2 separate regions of the Mus musculus genome follow, and region 1 is linked to region 2. The links are chromatin loops, found by intact Hi-C in ENCODE. Cell type or tissue: gastrocnemius. All regions are shown on one strand.

Region 1 (2,500 bases), 300 kb after region 2:
GAGGGTAGATTTCATCTTTTTATGGTGCTGTGGATGCTAAATTGATTTACAGACAGGACAGGGAATTAAAAAAGAGCCAAGTTGTCTATTAAGTAATAGGTCACTAAAGGAGCCCTTTGGAAAGGAGTTTAGGATCAAGAGCACACCAAGCACACCAAGGGTATCCCCCTGCCGTCTCCTCCTGTACGGCCTGAGACCGTCAGCACCCAGGGGACAGCTGTCATCCTCAGCAACCTAATGCATCCCCTTAATGTTTTTAAGGACCTCAACTCTGGCCAAACCAGATTCATAGTTTCACACAGAAAAAAAAAATCGATACCAGCCTTCATGAAGCAGAGTTGGAGACTTTTATCAGTGATAATTCTGACTTGTCTGGGTTGTCAACAGAAAGGTTGTGAGAGAGGCAGTTAGGGAGCGAGACATACCCAAGTGTAGGTATGGACTCCCCAACAGAGAGTAGTACATAGTTACCTTCATATTGGTCATATGTACAATGTCTCTCAAGCCACACCTTAAAAGGTCGAAAGGACATCCCTCCTTTCTTCTTTCTCTCTGTTTAGAATATTACTTATTTTATGTGCATTTTGTTTTACTATATGTGTTTTGTCTGCATGTCTGCATGGGCACCACATGTGTGTCTGGTGCCCAGGGAGGTCAGAAGAGGTGTTGGGTCCCCTGACCTGGAGTTACAGATGGTCATGGTGAATGCTGGGGTCCAAACCTAGGTCCTCTACAAGAACAGCAAGTGTCCTAAGTGCTGAGCCACCTCACGACCCCTTTTTATCTTTTGATCCCTATGTGGGATCATATGGTGGCTCGGGGAGTGTCTTGGGTGGAATTATAATTTGCAAAGGTAGAATCAAGTTCCACCAGGGTTGCATAAGGGGTTTAGTACACATCTTTTTGAAAAGAAGGTTTCTTCTTCATTCTTGAAAAGTGCAAGCTTACTCCTGGCAAAGGGTGAAGGCCTTAAGCAGTTGCTCATTATGATAGAATATTTGCTTGCCAGATTGCCAAGTAAGGGGTTTCTTCCTCTTCTCAGAGCCCCTTAAATCCCCCCCCCTTTTTTTCCCATTGAGTGTCTCCCTTTTGTTCCCATTAGTGCTTTCCTTTGATACGGGCAATTATCACTTATCAAAGCATGGGCTTGAAGTAGAATAGAGTAAACCCTAAGCCATTTCAGTGGCGTGTGTGATCCAGAGCCGCAACTTTGAAGGCAAGCACAGTGGATTCTGTATACATCAAGCCATCTCAGAAGGAGACTGCTCTTGGACTGTGCCTTCAGTGATAGACCATTATTTTGGGGTGCCCTCTTCTCTTGTATCAGGAACAATGTTTATTTGCTCATGTCAATCAACCTGCAAGTCAGTCTGAGGACTGGCCACCAGATGGCAGCACCTCCTAGCCATTCTGCAGGAAAGTAACTGGCCATGCCTTTATTATCCTGTTTTGTTTGTTTAAATAATATATTTATTAATCCTTTAAGAATTTCATACAGTATATTTGATCATCTTCACTTTCCTCTCTCTATTCTTCCCAGATCTGTCCCCCACTATCCCACCCATTTACCTTCATGACCTCCCTTTTTATTTTTTAAAACTCATTGTGTCCAAATACTCTTCTGCCCAAATACTCTTCTGCCCAAATACTCTTGGGTGTGGGGTTGCCTTCTGGAGCATGGTCAACCTACTGGAAGTCACACACCCTTAAAGAAAGCTGACTTTTCCTCTCTAAGCCACTACCACGAACTGATAGATTCTCAGTTAGCAGTGATACTTCATGGCCACCTCTCTCCTAGAGGCTGGGATCTTGTCCGGATTGAGTCTTGTGCATGCTGTCTCAACAGCTGTGAGTGTGTATGTGCACGTACCCTGTTGTGCCCAGAAAACAGTCTCACTGTTGTCATCCCCTGCTTCCCACCCCATCTCTCCAAAAGATCCCTGACTGAGCCTTGGGCCAACGCCGTGTTAGTTTTTAAGAGAGGAGTAGAGTTTCCCCAGAAGATGTGATTTAGTCCACTAGCACAGGAGAGGAGAGGAGAGGAGAGGAGAGGAGAGGAGAGGAGAGGAGAGGAGAGGAGAGGAGAGGAGAGGAAGAGAAGAAGAGAGGAGAGGAAGAGAGGAGAGGAAAGGAAGAGGAGAGGAGAGGAAGAGGAGAGGAGGAAGAGGAACTAGACAGAAGTTTGTTCTGCCTTACTTTCCTTCATTTCCGTATGTAGAGCTTTCAACTCAATAAGTAAGTTTGCTTTGATCGGAGTCTATCTACACTTTTGGGAACTGAAGTTTCCAGACCACCAAGCACTCCCTAAAGATCATACTAGCTAATTTTCTTACAAAACCCAAATTCCAGTTTTATGTAGATTTATCTTTCCTTGTTTTATACTCCAGTCAGGCAGGCCTGGGCAACTGACCACCCAGTCATGTTTGTTCTGACTTGTTCTGTTAGCTGTACGCCTGTCAATTAGTAAAGAGAACAGTGTTTGCTTTCAAGGAAGGCCATG
Region 2 (2,500 bases):
TAGGGATCAGGCACATGAAACAGAAAAGACCATTGGCTTATGAAATCTTGGTTAGTGCCATGATTAGTCTGCTGAATAAGTATTATACCCAGTTACATGGGGATACAAATACCTTCTCATTCCATGCCATGCCTAATTTTAGAACTAGAGTGAGCTTTAGGAGGCAGTGCAGTGGTAGTGGCACTAAAATGAGTAGGCCACTTGGCAGACAGAACTTTAACTTTATAGGTGTTGTGCCTACATGTCTGCATACCATGTCTGCAGTACAAATGTGAGCCAGAAGAGGGCATCAAATACCCTGGAGCTAGAGACAGGAGATTGTTTGCCAGCCTCTATGTGGGTCCTTCTAGTCTGGAAAATTAACCAACACCCAACTACACTGAGGTCAGAAGGTTCTAGGTAGAAAACTCGCCGAGGTTATAACTTGTTAAATGATAAGAACACAAGAGAACACAAGAATATAAAGCAGTCTGTCTAGAAGCCTACTATGTATCCTTACATGTAACCACTATACTATACCACCTCCCAAGATCCTTGGCTTTTTAAATAGAATTCAAGCAGCTGGCCAAATTACAAAGCAGAACTTTCAGATTCTTATGTCAAAAAAAATCTCCCAATCTCAAGACTTACCATTAAACAATGCAACTATCATTTTTCATACAACCATGGTTTTACAGCATGATGGTCCAGACAGGAAATGGGATTGCTATCAACCTGATGTTCTCTCCTGAATGTTCAATATTCGTACTTCTTGTATTTCATCCTTCATTTCTGGGGGGGAAGAGGAGTATACAATGCTCTTCATAAGTTGTGTGTGCTTCCAAATTTCTTATACAAACATGCATATAAAAAGTGTCAAGTAAGGAATTATGTATGGTCTATAACCTGCTTGGTATGCAAACCCATTTAATAAAACTCATGAAACTGTATTAAGTAGTCATATAAAGACTGAAAAGTAGCCAGGCATTGTAGTGGCGCACACCTTTAATCTCAGCACGTGTTAGGCAGAGGCAGGCCAGCCTGGTCTACAGAGTGAGTTGCAGGACAGCTAGGGCTACAGAGAAACCAAAAAGACTGAAAAGTGTTATGTTTAAAACTCTCAAATGTGGGGACTAGAGAAAGGACTAGCTGCTCTTCCAAAATACCCCTCCAAAATACCCCAGTTCAATTCTCAGCACTAACATGGTGGCTCAGGGCTGACTGTTAACTTCTGTCACAGGGAATCCATGTCCTCCTGCTCTAGCCTCAGTGGGCACTGTATGTACTTAGTACATAGGCATACAATGCTCTTCCAGAGGACCTCAGCTCTGCTCCCAATGCCCATTATCAGGCAGCTCACAGCAGGCCAGGAGTCCAACACCCTGTTCTGGCAAAGCAAAACAGTACGAAAAAAAAAAACAATTCTTAAGGTTTTTTAGTAAGTAGAACAGTAATCCAAAATAGTTTCCAAGTCATTTTCTTGAGCCAATACTAATTAAATTTATCTTCTATAAGAAATACAACTTCCCCCAAACATAGGGGGAAAAATCACTTGGAGCCCCTGTTGGCCACAAGATGGCAGTGTAAGGATATTTTTACTTCTAAGAGCTTTCTTGTGACAAGAAAACCCACAGAAACCAATTTAGGCTCATAGGGGCTCAGAGACTAAAGTGACAGCAGGGAGCCTACGCGGGGCTGACCCTTTGGGATGCCTAATAGTGGGCAGGGGCTGTCTCTGACCTTCCCTGCTGTTGGGACCCTGTTCCTCCTACTGGTTTGCTTGTTTAGCCTTAGTGAAGAGCACCCAGTCTTACTTGTACCTTTATATGTCATGTTGATATCCCTGCATGGCCTGCCTTTTTCAGAAGGGGCTGGGGAATGGGAGGAGAGAGAGGAGAGGAGATAGGGAAAATTGCAATTGGGAGGCAATGAGATTTTTTTTTAAAGTGCTTACTTGTAACCAAAAGTTCATTACGACAAATAACCTTCTGAACTAGAAATTCTTATTTAACATTATTTAACATTAAATTGTTAGATTAGTGACAGGCAGAACAAAGAAATCATTATCTAGATGTGGTGGCGGAGTGCAACTCAGCATGCAGAGGGAGGATTTCTGGATTTCCATTTTGACCCAGTCAGTCCAAACAGAAAGATCCCCTTGTCAAGGTAGGCTTCTGTATGAGGTAAAATATAAAAGTTACATGTGTATTAAGTAAGCACTCAAGAGACTGCTCTTCTTCTGAAGGTCCTGAGTTCAAATCCCAGCAACCACATAGTGGCTCACAACCATCTGTAATGAGATTTGATGCCCTCTTCTGGAATATCTGAAAACAGCTACAGTATACTTACATATAATAAACAAATCTTTTTTTTAAAAAAGCATTTGGAAGACACTGGTAATGGTAGGGATCAGGCACATGAAACAGAAAAGACCATTGGCTTATGAAATCTTGGTTAGTGCCATGATTAGTCTGCTGAATAAGTATTATATACCCAGTTACATGGGGATACAAATACCTTC

Evidence for each region. Hi-C counts contacts between places; a loop is a spot of excess contacts. Peaks named below come from ENCODE experiments on the same cell type or tissue, not always from the same donor. Only the 100,000 strongest peaks of a DNase experiment are listed, where the experiment ranks them.
Region 1: a loop joins it to region 2, with 3 times the contacts of the local background. A loop is called at or near these places in 11 of 42 quality-filtered maps.

The regions. Positions count from the first base shown.
Region 1 is chr14:51,102,135-51,104,634 of GRCm38, forward strand. The region is part of intron 1 of Rnase4 (ribonuclease, RNase A family 4); the gene reads left to right. Among named protein-coding and RNA genes, the nearest start is that of Rnase4, 7.4 kb to the left of the region's middle. In gastrocnemius, a CTCF peak has its summit at 1,387 (motif pointing right); a DNase peak (open chromatin) is centred at 1,385.
Region 2 is chr14:50,798,428-50,800,927 of GRCm38, forward strand. No RefSeq gene overlaps it. Among named protein-coding and RNA genes, the nearest start is that of Ccnb1ip1, 4.0 kb to the left of the region's middle. In gastrocnemius, CTCF peaks have their summits at 291 (motif pointing right) and 1,553 (motif pointing right); DNase peaks (open chromatin) are centred at 288 and 1,608; H3K27ac peaks cover 255 bases.